2 separate regions of the Homo sapiens genome follow, and region 1 is linked to region 2. Evidence: chromatin loops called from intact Hi-C (ENCODE). Cell type or tissue: GM12878. All regions are shown on one strand. Each heading gives the region's core, and the rest is flanking DNA. Links, peaks and the distances in the headings are about the cores only. Region 1 overlaps PRDM15 (PR/SET domain 15). Region 2 overlaps ZBTB21 (zinc finger and BTB domain containing 21).

Region 1 (8,326 bases), core at 121-8,120, 140 kb after region 2:
GTGGAGGGAAGGCAGCGGCCTGGCCAAAGCCAGACCAGGGTGGTCCCTGGAGGCCACTAAGGAGAGAGACCCCAGGCCGGGGCCACCTCCTGTCATGGACGGGGGATGGCAGAGGCCAAGCGCAGGTCATTGTGGTAGCATTGGAACCTTGCTAGGTGCTTTGTAAATATCGAAAACAATAATATAAAAGTTTAAAATCCCTTTTTATATGGAACATGTAAAATTTCTCCTCCAGATCTTAGTGCTAATCTGACTAAACTTCTGAACTTTCTTGGCGTAACTTGTGCAAATGAAACATTTGGAACTTTCCAACCACTCTTAATTATCTGGAGGTGAAGAAGGTGTCAGGTCAAAAGATTTATCAGGGCTCTCTTATACATAGGGTGCTACATACAAAATACATAAGAATTGAACAAAAGGAGTGAGTGGAAAAGTCACTTTTAAGCTTCTGTCTTTCATGGTTAAAGATCTAGTAGAGGCTGGGCGTGGGGTCTCATACCTGTAATCCAAAATGGGAGGCTGAAGCAGGAGGATTGCTTGAGGCCAGGAGTTTGAGACCAGTCTGGCCAACATAGTGAGACCAAATCTCTACAAAAAATTAAAAAATTAGCTGGGCATGGTGGTGCGTGCCTGTAGTCCCAGCTACTTGAGAGGCTGAAGCTGGAGGATCGCAGGAGGTCACGAGTTTGAGGCTATAGTGAGCTGTGATGGGACCATTATACTCCAGCTTGGGTGACAGAGCAAGACTGTGTCAAAATAAAATGAAAGAAAATAAATCTAGTAGAAAAAACAGACCATGTGCATGACATTATGTGAAACTGAGATAGTGGTTTAGGAAGAGTCAGCTTTTTGGGGGGATCACAGAGGATGTGAGAGTAATTGAAGGGAGCAAGGTGTCAGGGAGGGTGAGGTTAGGGCTCTGTCTTGAAAGACGGTGGAACCCCCATGGTGGACTGAGGGGAAGTGGCTGTGCCTGGGGTGGACCTCGCGTCCACAGCCTGGGGTGTGTTAGGGGGTGTACCAGGAAGTGGCTGATTCTCTTATCAGACGTTGACCTGTCCCGTGTGCTGGTGCCGAGGAGGGTCCAAGTATATCCCACTGTGCAAGGCTGCCACAAGCCTTGCCCTCTTGGCCGTTGAAGTGTGGTGGGAGAGACATGAGATCAGTCACACACAGGCATGGCTACACGGGTGACGGTGCTGTGAAGGAAATCGCAGAGCGCTTTTAGAAAGCATGCCACGCTGTGGACAGGTGGATCAGGGAGACCCTCCCTGAAGAAGTGACGTTAAGCTAAGACTGAGGAGTGAGCAGGCATGGCAGAGAGGGCTGGGGAGTGAGGAGTGAGCAGGGGAGTGAGGAGTGAGCCGGGGAGTGGGGAGTGGGGACTGAGGAGTGAGCAGGCATGGCAGAGAGGGCTGGGGAGTGAGGAGTGAGCAGGGGAGTGGGAACTTGCAGAGAGGGCTGGGGAGTGAGGACTGAGCAGGGGAGTGGGGAGTGGGGACTGAGGAGTGAGCGGGCATTGCAGAGAGGGCTGGGGAGAGGGCCAGCCTTGGGGGGCGAGCATGTGGAAAGGCCCAGAGGCAGGACCCAGCTTGGCGTTCCGGGAAGCGTGGCTGGAGAGGGTGGGGGTGGGGAGGTGAGGTGAGAAGGCTGCTGAGAAAGGCAGTGCCTGGTCATGTGCAGGAGTTTGGGTTTTGTTCCTGGGACAGTGGGAAGCCAGTGAAGCTTCAGGCTGGCAAGCGATGTGATTGGATTTATGTTCTAGAAGAACTGCTCTGCAGTGTGGAAAATGGGTTGGCGGCCCAGGCAGAGGAGGAAGAGTTATCTGGAGACCCTTTGCAGCCTTACAGGTGGGAGAAAGTGGGATGTGGCCAAGGGAGGTAGTAAGGGGGGCTGCAGGTAGTGGGTGATGGGCGGGTGTCAGAGGGAGGCGAGAGAGGTCACAGCGGTTCCAGGTCTCTCTGACAACTGCGTCCTAAGATGTAGGAGGTGGGGGCAGAGAGACTTTGTCAGGAGCATCCAGATGTTTTTACTTTTTGACATGTTGGTTTTTGGGTTGCCTGTTGCCTTCTGAATGAAGATGCAAATGATTTTCCTTTTATAGATTGTGTTTTTGGTGACAAGCCTAAAAACTGTGGCTTGCCCTAGAGCCCAAAGATTTTCTCTGTTTTTCTAAGTTCTATTATTATTTAATATTTTATGTTTTAAGACTGTGATCCATTTTGAGTTAATTTTCTAGTAAGATATGAAGTTATAGTTCATTTCTTTGAATGAACTGTGGATGCCCAGTTGTTCCTGCACTAACTGCTGAAATGGTTGCCCTTCCTCGCTTGGATTTTAAAATCCAATCCGCTTTTGTCTTTGTAAAAAAATGCAGGCCAGGCGCGGTGGCTGACACCTGTAATCCCAGCACTTTGGGAGGCCGAGGTGGGCAGATCACGAGGTCAAGAGATCGAGGCCCTCCTGGCCAACATGGTGAAACCCCGTCTCTGCTAAAAATACAAAAATTAGCTGGGTGTGGTGGCACGTGCCTGTAATCCCAGCTACTCGGGAGGCTGAGGCAGGAGAATCGCTTGAACTTGGGAGGCGGAGGTTGCCGTGAGCTGAGATCGCGCCACTGCACTCCAGCCTGGGCGACAGAGCAAGACTCCATCTCAAAAAAAAAAAAAATGCTTTGGGCATGTTTGTTTAGGTCTATTTCTGGGTTGTCTGTTTTGTTCCATTGATTTCTGTCCACCTTCTCACCGGTATCAAAGTTTTTATGATGGTAGCTTGATAATTAAGTTTGAAGTCAGGTAGACTGAGTCTGTCACTTCAGCCTTCTTTTTCAAAGTTGTTTTTAACAGGTGTCTTCACGGAGCGTTCCGTGTAAGGAACCTGAAGTCACCCCCCATTTGCCTGAAGTCACCCCCCATTTCCCGTTTACCACCAGGTTAGATGCAGATGGTCCTGGTCTGAGCTTAATTGACATTTCTGATAAGTTTGGTTTCCTGATATTATTACTGTGGTCTTACTGTGATGGCAGGTGTGTTTAGTTAGTTTTTGTAGTAGTAGTCATATAAATTGTAAAGAGATTTTTCAGGCAGAGCAGTGGTTCTCAGACTTGAGCTGCATCCGAACCACGTGGAGGGTTTTGCAAACAGAGTGCAGGGCCCTCTGCCAAGCCTGATTCATCAGGTCTGGGGGTGGGAGGCAAGGATGTGCATTTCTGAAATGTTCCCAAGCAGTGCTGGCACTGCTGGTTCCTGGTCCAGGGACCACATTTTGAAATCACTAATGTAAGGTAAGTCTTCCCAGGATTGGTGGTTGAGATAGGGGGACCTCACACTTTTTTTTTTTTTTTCTTTTTGAGGTGGAGTCTCACTCGGTCGCCCAGGCTGGAGTGCAGGGGCGTGATCTCAGCTCACTGCAACCTCCACCTCCCTGGTTCAAGCGATTCTCCTGCCTCAGCCTCCCGAGTAGCTGGGATTACAGGCACGTGCCACCGCGCCTGGCTAGTTTTTGTATTTTTAGTAGAGATGGGGTTTCACCATGTCGGCCAGGCTGGTCTCGAACTCCTGACCTGAAGTGATCGCCCGTCCTCATCTCTGAAAGTGCTGGGATTACAGACGTGAGCCACACGCCTGCCCAGGATCTCGAACTTCTAGTTCTTTTTTCCTCTCCTTTTCCCTGAAACAGTACTTCCTGTGTGCCTTGTTCTGGGATGTCTTGTGTGCCTTAGAGGTCTGGAGACCACACTTCCCCTTCTATGAAGGCACTTTCTGAGTGTTAAAGGGAGTTTTGCCAAGACAGCAAAGACTTTGAAGATGCTCCGTTTATCAGGCCTGATCTGCAGCCCAGGGTGGCTGTGGCCTCTGATCTTGGGCCCAGAGGAGCCGTTTTAGAGAGGCCTCATTTTGGGGACCAGATGCTGCTAATCGGGACCCTTATTGCCAGGACTCGGACATTTACATAGAATCAGAGTGCAGCACAGGGGGCTAAAACCCTGCTCTCCAGCTTCCCTCGCCCCTCTCTTCTGGGTTTCCTCTCCCAGCAGCTCCGCTCAGAGGGGACCTTTTTTGGGGGCACCTAGAAGGGGTGGGCAGTCTGTGAGAGGTGTAGGCCAGAGGCAAGGTCTGCCCCGGGGAGAGGCGGCCACACAAGGCCTCAGGGGATTCGTGCAGGCTCCCAAGTAAGCAAGGCCAGGACGACTTCCTTCCATCCTCCCACTCCGATTCCAATACCTTTGTTGGGACTCTGTGTTCTGCGGTGATCTGACCGCAGTGTGGGGCGCCTCTTAAGGCCTATCGTTCCCATCGCCCAAGCTCCTGACCGTGAGTCACGTGGGTTCCTGCAGGGGGCACGCAGGTCCTACACCTCCAGTAGCACAGCAGCAACTCATGAAAGCGTGCGCCCTCCCCACCCCACTCTGGGTTTCTTCTGCCCTTTGTCCTGTTCATCTCCTGCTCACTGCCCAGCTGAGCCCCCATCCCAGACTGGTCCCTATTTGCGCCGAGGTGCCCATCCACAGGAACTGGGGCAGGCAAGGCCGAATGCGGCTATGAAACTGAGTCACACTTGCTAGAGCCGCACGAGATACCTTTGAACGTGAATGTGTGTTCCCAGGAAAAGAAGATACAGTGCTGTTTTGGGAGAAAATTTCACCCCCCTCCCCTTGTTATTTCTGGCATTTTAAGGGCAAATTGGAACTCTCTTTCCTCTGCCTCACTTCCTTGTAGCTAACTCACTCTCCTAACTTGAAGTTTTCAACCCGGCACTGCTCTCAGACACACAAGTTCAGTGACTGTGAGTTTCCATATGAGTTTTGCACGGTCTGCTTTTCACCCTTCAAGCTGCTGGGGATGAGCGGGGTGGAGGGCGTGTGGAATCAGCATTCAAGAAGTGCCAGCATGCACACTTTCCTAAACCACTCAGCAACGGGCATCAGAGAAGCAGGTTGCAGGAAGGACATGCCGGTGCGCACAGTTGGGGATTGGGGGGGGGCAGAGGAGGAATAATCATTTGGTGGCACATACTGTGTGTATCTCACTTTATGCTCCTCCCAAACTGCATGAGGTGGGTGTTTTTATTTCCATTTTACAGCCCAGGAATGTGAGGCCCCAGAATGAACAATGTCTAGATCCACCCTGTGAATATATGTGTGTGGGGGGTGTCAGTTTATGCTCATCTACCCACTATGCAAGTGTTTCTGGAGGTGAACCTCAAGGATGGATAGGGAATAGAATTATTGGATCTGATAACAGCTTATGTGGGAGCACGAGAGTCCTCCACAACGTCACGCATTGATTTAGTCCCCAGAGAAGCAAGTGTTTATGGGGCACCAGGCATAGGTTAGGAGTGAGGGGAAAAAAAGTGACAACCGGCTTTTTAAAAATGGTGATATAGGTGGGCACGATGGCTTGTGCCATAATCCCAGCACTTTGGGAGGCTGAGGTAGGAGGATTGCTTGAGCCCAGCAGGTAGAGGCTGCAGTGAGCCTTGATCACACCACTGCACTCCAGCCTGGGCGACAGAGCAAGACCCTGTCACCAAAAAAAGGTGATATATTTGTTTTAAAAATGGAAATTGATGGCTAATATGAAAAGATGAAAGTCTGAGTTCATGAGGCCATTCAAATCCATTGCTTTCATTAAAAATAACATTATTTGAGGTGAGAAGATGTTTCAGGGATCCCAGCCCCATCCCACAATAAGAGGAGACCCCACTGTGTGCTCTCTTTAGAACACCACGTAATGTTCCTGTACTGGCTGGAGGAGGCCTTTAGTAGGAATTGTCTTTAAACATTATTTTGGTAAGAGGCCAGGCACGGTGGCTCACACCTGTAATCCCAGCACTTTCAGAGGCCGAGGCAGGCGGATCACAAGGTCAAGAGATCGAGACCAGCCTGGCCAACATGGTGAAACCCCGTCTCTGCTAAAAATACAAAAATTAGCTGGGTGTGGTGGCTCACACCTGTAGTCCCAGCTACTCAGGAGGCTGAGGCAGGAGAATCACTTGAACCTGGGAGGCAGAGGTTGCAGTGAGCCAAGATCCTGCCACTGTACTCTATCTATCCTGGGCAACAGAGGGAGCTCAATTTCAAAAACAAAACAAAAGTATTTTGGTAAGAGCTTGTCATTAATGAGGCTCTCTTGTATCCTGACAGGTGTCAGAGATGGCTGAAGATGGGAGCGAAGAGATCATGTTCATCTGTAAGTGACCCAGGGACCTGTCCCAGGTCCGAGACCAGCCCTATGTCATAGAACACAGATGGGCGTGGCGCTTGCTGTCTGGGCAAAGCCACGTCTACATTTGGTTTTTATAATATAGAAAAGCTATATATTTAAAATTTCCCTATGAAACATTTATTTAATAAGCAGTACACTACAGGGGTATGGTTTTAATAGGATCACCTTTCTCAGAACTCCTGGCCGAGGGCACTTTGCAGGGGGTAGCACTTGATTCAGAAAAGTAATCCAGGGCTAGGCAGGAGGGATGAACCTGCTAACATTGGCCATTTTCATTTATGCTCATTCTTTGGGGAGGGTCTTGGTCTTCGTCACCATGGAGGTGACCGTGCTTGATTTGAGGCGTGCGGCGGAGCTAGAGCTTTCCCTGGGGGCGTGTCCTGCCTTTGCACTCCTCATGTGTGCACGAGTGCTGACAGAGGCCTTCGGGACACAGGCCTTCTGCCATCCAATGCACCCTCCCTTGCTTGTCTTTGCAGTGTCGGCATGCATGTGTCTCATGACTCTGGGTCACCCTCATGGGGCCAGGGTCCCCATTTCCCAGGTTTGTGTTCTTTAGGTGTCTCCCTCCCTGGGTGCTCTAATGCCCGGATGTCTGCTTGCAGGGTGTGAAGACTGCAGCCAGTACCACGACTCCGAATGTCCCGAGCTGGGCCCAGTGGTCATGGTCAAAGACTCCTTTGTGTTAAGCAGGGCAAGGTGAGTGACCGCCGTGAGCTCCCGGGCCTTCCATATGCCAGCTGCGGCAGGAGCCTAGTGGCCTTTGGGTCTGCAGACGGGGAGGAAGGAGCCTGAGGGAGAACAGAGGCACTCTGAGTGAGAGCCAGCGATTCCGCTCCCACTGTGAACTGAGCAGCGTTGCTGCCGGGACACACCAAAACACGTGCTTCAAAGCTCCAGAGTGAGTTTCTTTGATCCACTCCAGGGTTCTTAGCTGGAGCCCAGCTGTTCCCGACACAGTGTGTGGAGGCTGCAGAAGAGTGGACTTGCCAAGGTGGTTGACGTGCTGAGCACCAGCAGCCAAGCTGGAGGTCTGCTCGTTGGCTTCTCTCTGCATTCCAGGTCTTGGCCTGCCAGCGGACACGTGCACACCCAGGCGGGGCAGGGGATGCGGGGTTATGAGGACAGGGACAGGGCTGACCCACAGCAGCTTCCAGAAGCAGTCCCTGCAGGCCTGGTGAGGCGGCTCAGTGGGCAGCAGCTGCCCTGCCGTTCCACCCTCACCTGGGGGAGGCTGTGCCACCTGGTGGCCCAGGGCAGGTGAGCTTGGACAAGGCACTCCTCTCCGGACCTCGGTGGCCTCTGTAGAGGATGGCAGTTCCCGTGGGGTGGTTGTGGTGTTGTGGGTGATGGTACCTGGCACGTGCTGCCGCTGCACAGGTGGCCGCCGTCTTTCCAGAACTGTTTCCAGGAGCCTCCCCACTGCCCCACAACACCGTTCATTTATTTTTTTTTCTTAGTGTGACTCAAAGAGATTAATGTTTTGGCCTAAAGTAGACAGTAGATCAACCCCCCTCTTCCCATCAACCCCCCTCTTCCCCAGAACCCTCAGGGACTGCCTGTTGCCCATGAAAATTCAGCTGAAACCCTTGGTCCTGCAGTCAGACCCTCCGTGCTGGCTCCTTGTCTCAGCGGCCTCCTGCCCGCCCTGAGGGGCCTGTGCTCTGGGCACCTCATGTCCGCCTCTGTCGGAGAGGCCTGTGCTCTGGGCACCCCATGTCCGCCTCTGTCGGAGAGGCCTGTGCTCTGGGCACCCAATGTCCGCCTCTGTCGGAGGGGCCTGTGCTCTGGGCACCCAATGTCCGCCTCTGTCGGAGGGGCCTGTGCTCTGGGCACCCCATGTCCGCCTCTGTCGGAGAGGCCTGTGCTCTGGGCACCCAATGTCCGCCTCTGTCGGAGGGGCCTGTGCTCTGGGCACCCAATGTCCGCCTCTGTCGGAGGGGCCTGTGCTCTGGGGACCCAATGTCCGCCTCTGTCCGAGGGGCCTGTGCTCTGGGGACCCCATGTCCGCCTCTGTCCTGGACGTGTCCTGGGCTCGTCCCGGCTCCTATGCCTTCCTCCCCAGACCCCAGTCCTTGACATTCTTCTACTTCAGTTAA
Region 2 (8,326 bases), core at 70-8,069:
ACCCCTATATTTCAGATAAATCTAACCATGCCTTGTACAGAATTGGAATTCAGTAAATAAGTTGAATTAATAATAGGAATATTTAACGTGTATGTTGGGTGAGCGATCAAAGCTTTGTTCTAAGAAGCTCAGTCTAGAAGCTGTATTAGGATGGGTTTGGAAGGCATGACAAGGAACAGTGAATACCACGTGGAAATATATTAGGGTTCTTTAATAACAAGAACAGAAACTGTCTGGCTTGAATGGAAAAAGTAGTTTATTGTAAAGATACAGGGTTGCTCTTGGACTTAAAAGAAAAGCTAAAAAACTGGGCCAGGAAGAAGGACAAAAACCAAGCTAACTCCAGGAATCTATGTAGCAGGCACTAGCAAGGTTGCATTTTCAGGCCTCCGTTGAGATAAGTCAGCTTCATTTATTTATTGCCTTTGTCATTCTTCTCAGGATTCATATTCCGAGGACAAAGTTTCTGATTGGTTTGGCTTTGGTTGTATGGTTAGCCCAGAGGTAGGGGAGAGGAGCACATCAGGCTGTAGCACACAGTGGGACAAGAGCAGTTCTTCTATAGCAAAATCATGGGGCTGTTAACAGGAGGTGGAATGGCTGTGTAGTGGCTGGAAGAAAACAGCAAAGGCTGTGACCAGAGTCTGCTCTGCTAAGGTGCAAAGGAGCTTGAACTATGTTGGAGTAGGATCATTCTCCTGAATGTGGCCAAGAACAACCATCAAACCAAAATCAAACCCCCTTGTTAGAGACTGAAAGTGTGGTGAAATGGAATACAAGATAGTAACATGACTCCTCTTGAAGGATTGGATAAGCTAGTCTAGGTTTGAAATCTGAGGATATTTGCGTTGTCACCAAGTGAGTGATGATAAGACCGAAACTCAGAGGCAACTTCCTATCACCATCAAATAGTAAAATCCAATGGTAGGTGTTACGGCTAAATCCTGAAATGAGGGTTTGGGGATAAGCAGTCTGTGTGTGTGTGTTTATGTTCCAAAGTCAAATGTAGATGCTTTGTTTTTTTAACTAGGTATTTGCCTTGTGTTACATGCATTCCCTCTTTTTTCTAGTATCATGGTTAGGACTATAGAAGCAATCCCCAACATTCCAAAGGACCCATGTTCCCAGAGTTGAAATCTAGGTTGATGCTGGATGTAAAGAGCCATTTTCCTGTAGAACTGGTAGTAGCAGTTTTGTGGCTAGTCTGGGAGCCAACTTAATTTATAGTGTACCTTAGCTATGACACTAGTCCAAGTAGGTGAGATTATTTTGATCCCTTTCCATCTCTGTTTCTCACCCCCTCACTCACCCCCTGGTACCCTTCTGAGTGCCAAGTCGCTTTGCTTTCCTCTGCTTCTCACTAGAATGCTCTATATTCGAAATTGCCTACCTTCCCTCTCCCTCAAAAATCTTAATTCCATACAACTGATTTAACACTCTATAAAGAGGAAAGTATTTGCATTGAATTAATTTATGTTAAGATATGAGGCCGGGCGCGGTGGCTCATATCTTACAGGTGGCTGGCCTGTAATCCCAGCACTTTGGGAGACCGAGGTGGGCAGATCGCCTGAGGTCAGGAGTTCGAGACCGGCCTGACCAATATGGTGAAACCCCATTTCTACTAAAAATACAAAAATTAGCCAGTCCTGGTGGCTGGCGCCTGTAGTCCCAGCTACTCAGGAGGCTGAGACAGGAGAATTGCTTGAACCCAGGAGGCGGAGGTTGCAGTGAGCCAAGATCATGCCACTGCACTCCAGCCTGGGTGACAGAGTGAGACTCTTCAAAAAAAAAAAAAAAAGATGTGAGATATGAGTCCCCCACCCCCTTAGCATTTATTACCTGAGGAATTTGAAGTGATGGTATGAAATAATCTTCTGGAATCCAGTTCTGAAGGGTTTTGTAGCCATTCCAGGGAATTGGAAGTTGAGGCCAGGGCAAGCCCTTGGAAGGTTTTAAGCCCCAGCAAGGCCAGATGAGCATTTCTGAAAAGCGTCTATAGTAGAAATGTAAAGAATGGAACCTTTAGTATTAGAGGTTGACTATCCCTTATCTGAAATGCTTGGGACCAGAAGTGTTTCAGATTTCAGATTGTTTGGGATTTTGAAATATTCTCATTATACCCAGTGGTTCAGCGTCCCTAATCCAAAAGTCCAAAATGCTCTAATGAGCCTTTCCTTTGTGCATCATGTCGTTGCTCAGAAAGTAGTTTTGGGTTTTTGGACTAGAGATATTCAGCTTGTATTATAATTGTCAAAGGAGTGATGAGTCCCAAGCCTTCCTTAGGACTATTCACTCATAGTTAATAGTGAATAGTTCCCACTATTCACTCTTCCACCCTCCTACACCCTGGCCAAATTAATTGCTTCCTGGAATCAGTATTCCCGTAGCATTCTTCACATCCTTTGTTAATTATTGTCTGTCCTAACATGGAAATGTGAGCTACAGGAGAACAAGAAGCAGGCCAGTTACTCATCTCCCCATCACCAGCACCTCTTGTGATGTGTGGTGGGTAGCAGGCCCACGCAAGCATCTGTGAGGGGAAGTGGAGAAGGAAGGAAGATGTGCATGTGCCACATGGGAAGTGCTGAACGTACTGGGGCTTTCAAACATGTTGCCTCTTCTGTCCTTCATAAAAATCCTATGTGGTGGGTAGTGTTAGCCATGTTTAACAGGTAAGGAAACTAGTCAGAAAGGTTGAGTCATCTTTAGAAGGTTCCATGCCTAATAGGTGGCGGAGCCAGGATTTGAGACAAATAGACTGATTCGAAAGGCTTTTCCATGGAACTGTAAGGTCTTCTGTGAATTGTTAACCATAAAGATTCTCTCATTTTGAAATTTCAGAAGACATGAAGTAGAAACAATCCAGGAAGGCTTTGGGAAGCTATTTGTGTGCGAGGATCAAAGTGGTAAGCAAGCCGGCCCTATTTTAGAAACTGGTTTTCCTGGGGGGTTTTCCTCTTAGTTTTTTCTGTTGCTCGTAAATAGACCTTTTCTCCAAATTTCACCCACTGGTCTTTTAAGAGCTCCAAGGTTTTTCCACCATGACTGAAGTGGCAGAAGTTCTGCCGTGATGAGTCAGGTGGAGATGAGCCGTGGAAAGGAGGGGCGTAGACGGTGGTGGCAGCAGTGCGTGTTTATGTGTAAGATGCACTGCTTCTGTAAGTCGGAGGCCCTGATTACTCATAATGAAAACCTGCATGGAAATTTGGAGTGATGTGCCAGCAAACTTATCGGTCTAGATCTGAAAAATACACTGAGGAGAAAGTACACCCGGCAACAAAGCTCGCCTTATCTGACAGCAGAAGAGCAGAGAAATCAAAAGTTTTTGAGGATTCGGTGTACACAGCCACCAGCCACAAACAGTCTTGCTGGATTATCTCGTGATCGTCAGCAGTTGTGATTTTCCCCCTTTTTACTTACATTCTTGATGGATGGAGCATTTTATATTTTTAGGTAATTGTTAAACTCAAATATACTGACTGTCATTAAAACACAAAAATTCAATATGTTAATTGTCTGTCTGCAGCCAGACTAGGAAAGGGTACATTGTTTTCAAAACTTAATAATTGAATTAAAATGTAAAAAAAACAAGGGCCTTAATGTGAAGGTGAGGGATCTGCATCTCCTAGCTACCCCTGTCTCCTATCTAGACATCTAGAGTCTCTAGATCCTGGGGTACTGGGGAGAATGGACAATGTTGCTTTCCTGTGCAAGATCCTCAGATGACATATTTTAGCCCCCAGGGCGCTCATGCCTCCATCTTCCTCCAGCCTCATGGGCATTTCCTCCCCTATGTGTACCTTTACCTTTCACCAGGCAAAGCCACCTGTGGTTCCCTTGGATTCCTCCTGCTCTGTCTTGTCTCTGTAGTGTTGCATGTACTGCAGCCCAGCCAGCTGATGTGAATCTTGCCCTGCTACTTATTATCTGTCTGACATTGAGCATGTTACTTAACCCTCTGTGCCTCGGTTTTCTCATCTGTAGAATGGAGATAATAATAGTACCTAACTCCTAGGGTTGATGTCAATATTGAGTTAATACATTAAAAGTGTTTTCTTTTGTGTGTGTGGCAGAATAAGCACCCAAATTATAGCTGTTATTGAGTACCTAGTTACTGTTCTACTGAAAGGAATGGAAAATAAATACTCGTCCCTCGAAATGTCCTTCATCCTTCCTATCTCTTCCCAGCATTCCCTATAAAACTTTCTTCGTAGAACGCCCTTCCTGGCCTCCATCTCACCTGGCTCTGATGCCTGTCATCTATACTGCGTCTCTACCTCTGCAAACATCCTGTCTGCTGCTCAGCATACTGGACTAGGCTGATGAATTGACCTGTTCTCTTCCTGCACAAGACCTTAAGCTCCATGAGGCAGGGCCATACTTGTTAAATTGATATCTTCCATGTCTAGAAGGGTTCTAGCACACACTAGACAGATGCTAGCCATAAGTCTATAATTGTCTGGGTGACCTTAGGCAAATGACTTGACCTCTCAATGCCTCAGTTTTCTCATTTGTTTGTAAAAAGGATTGATGACACTGTCTAGTTCAGAAGATGATACGAGAATTGGAAGAGGAAACTAGAGGCAGTGTCGTGTAGGGGTTAAGAGCTTAGCCTCTGGATCCAAGCCAGCTGATGTGAATCCTGCTCTGCTACTTATCTCTATGACGTTGAGCATGTTACTTGACCGTCTGTGCCTCAGTTTTCTCATCTGTAAAATGGGGATAATAATAGTACCTACCTCCTATGGTTGATGTAAATATTGAGTTAATACATAAAAATAACTTCTTTATTTTTGTGTATGTGACAGAATAAACACCCAAATTTTAGCTGTTATTAAGTACCTAGTTACTGTTCTACTGAATGGAATGGAAAATAAATACTCTATAAAGTTATTCTGCACTTGTGTATCAGGAATTTGGACATCTTGAGGCACTTTTCAGGCAGGTGTGATGGCTCTAAATGGAGGTTATAGGAAAGTTAAGTTTTAAATCCCCAATAATTTTCAGGGACAGTGAGTATTTCTCTTACAACTTAACTTTGAATGACTTTATTATTGTCCCCTAGTCCATAGATGTTTTCATCCAAAGAAGATAGAGGTCTGTGATCCAAGAAATTTGAAGCAGTGACTTAGAGCAGAAATAGGGATCATGATACTTTGAATAATGCATAAAGAAGGAAACCTTTCTAAACAAAAGGGACACAAATGTTGCTTTTTTGGCAACGGGATGCATACGGTCTGTGGAATACCATTTGCTTCAGGTCCAGGGATGTAGAAAACTCCCCTTGGTTTAGTCTTCACACTAAAGGGCCAGGACAAGCCCTTGGAAGGGAGGTTTTAGTGTGAAGTGGTTAGCCGTTACCTGTGCTTCGAGTTCTGTTTGTGTCTTAGTTTGGATTCCCCCAAAAGTAGACCCCAAGACAAGGATTCAGAGGTAGACGTTTATTTGGGAACTGATCCCAGGAAGCACAAGAAAGGAAGTAGGGACAGTAAGGCGGAGATGGAGGCTCATAAAGGGTACATTGATGAACAGGTTGCTGCTCACGTGTAGGATATCAAAACTGAATTCTTTAAAAAATCTGAACTCCTGGTTTTTCTGTCAAACCCCATCTCTCCTAAGGATGCCCTTCCAGTTATTTTGGCAGAATACTTAACTCCACACCTTCTGTTTTCTCCTGCAGTCTGTCCACTAGAAATTCTAATGACTCTGCCTTTACCTCCGTTGCTACCACCCTGGTCCCAGCCACCATCCTCTCTCATCTGGGTCATTACAGTGGACTGCAAGCTGGCCCGCAGCTTCCCCCATAACCTACCCTCTGTTGTCTAATCTCAACAACAGAGCCAGAGCAATCCTTTGGAAATGTAATTCAGGTCTTTGTCATTCCTCTGCTCAGAATCTTCAATGGCTGTCCATTTCATCCATAGTAAAAAATAAAGTTCTTCTGGAGGTCTCCCAGCCCTAGACGGTCTTACTTCTTATTGCCTCTCAGATGTCATCTTACATGGCTCCCAGCACACACTGCTCCATCCCTCCTGTTGCCTTAGCTTCTCCCTTTGTTGTGATGTTCTTCCTCCATTTATCTCCATGGCTCATCCCTCGCCTCCTTCACACCTTCTTTGATCCCATTTTGATGAATGAATGACATGAGAAGTTTCTGGTATAGTTTGTAGTGTAGGTTCCTGTACAGTTAGGTGCTATATAAATGGTAGCGACTATTATTATCTTATTTAATTCCCACAATAGCATTATGTGGTAGCTGCTAGTATTATCCTTATTTTATGGCGAGGTAAACTGAGGCTCAAAGAGGTTGGTTAGCCTAGAACAGTGGCTCTCAAAATATTTTGACTGACCCACAGGAAGGAATACATTTTACATCTCAATCCAGTCCATGCTTGCTTATGTGGGTATGTACATATATATAATAGAAACAAAAGTTTCTCAAGCTCATAATTAGCCTTATGACATTTGATGCATTCTGATATTTTCTACTCTGTCCTAGTCATTTATTTTTTAATTGCTAGTTTTAAACCACCAAGTTGAGTTTAAGAACCCCTTTTGACAAAGACTATCCAAGCCTTTAAATCTGTACCTTTAATTCTGTGTTACAGCTTTTCCCTGTGGCAACATCTGAACTAGCTTTGTCAAAAATTATTAGTGCTAAAAACTCCTCAGTACCCAGCTGAGTCAATACGTGTAACATTATAAGCTTATGTCTTTTTCTGCTGATCTCTGTAAAAGATGGTAAGGGTTTCTTCATACAAATAGATGTAAAGAAAGTATAGTAGGATTAAGGAAAATTTAAATGACTAAGAGAAGAAAAAGGAAGGGAAATTATCAAGTAGTCACAAATAGAATAATTTTTTAAAAAAATAGAGGAATTAAAATTTACCATTTACTTTGAAAGGATGGTAGGCGGGAGTGGACAGAAACTTGGTACAGTCTGACCAAAGTAGTTGTTTGTGGACAGGCTAAAGGCATCATCTCTAGAAGCAAAGTCCTGTGTCTCAGTCGGTTAAATTGAGTCGCATCTTATCAGGGAGTCAGAAGGAATTGTATACCGTGTGTGGCCACTCCCAGGTTGACAGCCTAGGAGACTCTGGGCTCTTCCTGAAGAGCCTGGTGGCTGGGGTAACCAGCAAAGGCCAGAAGAGAACCTACAAATGAGCTGGGGTCAAGTTTGGTTCATCTACAGTTTGCCCGCTAGAGAAAGATAAAACCGTCACAGATAGTTACTTGGGATTCATGTAATCTTAAAAATAAATGTCTTAACAATATTTGAAAGAAAATATGGCATTATAAAATGAAAGGGATGAGCCAGCTGTGGTGGCTCACACCTGTAATCCCAGCACTTTGGGAGGCCGAGGCAGGCAGATCACGTGAGGTCAGGAGTTCGGGACCAGTCTGGCTAATATGGTGAAACCCCAACTATATAAAAATACAAAAATTAGCTGGGCGTGGTGGTGCACGCCTGTAATCCCAGCTACTCAGGAGGCTGAGGCAGGAGAATCGTTTGAACCCAGGAGGCAGAGGTTGCAGGGAGCCAAGACTGAGTCATTGCACTCCAGCCTGGGCAACAGAGCGAGACCCTGTCTAGAAAAAAAAAAAAAAAATGAAAAGGATGAGGTGTTAGAGGAACAGAAGCCTAAATAAAGGGTCAAATACACAGAGTCAGGCATTGTCTCTGCATGAAATGGCTTTGTCTGCATCGAGAGTATGGTGGGGTTAATCTGCCCACTTTCTTTGATACTGAATTAGATGCCTATTAATCCTGCAATTTCTGAAAGTTAAGTGCACATTTGTTGAGTTTTCTTTAGATGAACTCTTTGCAACAACCCTGCAAGAGGAGGGCACAGTTGTCATTCCTAACTCAGGTGAGGGATCTGCCACACCGAGAGGCTAACAGAAACACCCAAGGACAATCAGCCAGCCTGCAAGGAACTGGCATCTCAACCCAAGTGTCTGGCACCAGAGCTTGCACTCTACCACTAGGCCTCCTCTTCTCATGTTTAGATTTGAAGAGCATTTCAGTGAAATATCAGTTTAAACTCTTTAATTAAATTTAGAACTAGGCTAAAGTTTCCTTTGTGCTATTGTTGAAAATGTGATTTGGTAAGAAAATAGTATTCATGAGATTGCAAGGCAAATAGCATAAGAAAGAAAACAAACTTATTCTTCAACACTTCTAATCTTTTTTTTGTTTTTTTGTTTTTTTGTTTTTTTTTTTTTTGAGACAACGTCTTGCTCTGTCAACCAGGCTGGAGTGCAGTGGCGCAATCTTGGCTCACTACAACCTCCACTTCCCAGGCTTAAGTGATTGTCATGCTTC

What was found. Hi-C counts contacts between places; a loop is a spot of excess contacts. Peaks named below come from ENCODE experiments on the same cell type or tissue, not always from the same donor. Only the 100,000 strongest peaks of a DNase experiment are listed, where the experiment ranks them.
Region 1: a loop joins it to region 2, with 4 times the contacts of the local background. A loop is called at or near these places in 34 of 110 quality-filtered maps.

What each region holds. Positions count from the first base shown.
Region 1 is chr21:41,858,192-41,866,517 of GRCh38, reverse strand. It overlaps PRDM15 (PR/SET domain 15), which reads left to right. Exons shown (of 24, transcript NM_001040424.3): 2 at 6,146-6,191; 3 at 6,833-6,926. The coding sequence starts at 6,155. Among named protein-coding and RNA genes, the nearest start is that of PRDM15, 17 kb to the left of the region's middle. RefSeq lists enhancers at 794-843, 1,144-1,203, 1,724-1,813. In GM12878, for the core only: a CTCF peak has its summit at 4,325 (motif pointing right); a DNase peak (open chromatin) is centred at 897; H3K4me3 peaks cover 4,591 bases; H3K27ac peaks cover 5,202 bases.
Region 2 is chr21:41,997,477-42,005,802 of GRCh38, reverse strand. ZBTB21 (zinc finger and BTB domain containing 21) reads left to right here. Exons shown (of 3, transcript NM_001098402.2): 2 at 2,842-2,906. Among named protein-coding and RNA genes, the nearest start is that of ZNF295-AS1, 7.6 kb to the left of the region's middle. In GM12878, for the core only: no CTCF peak of the experiment used is centred there; DNase peaks (open chromatin) are centred at 2,605 and 3,092; H3K4me3 peaks cover 1,441 bases; H3K27ac peaks cover 2,513 bases.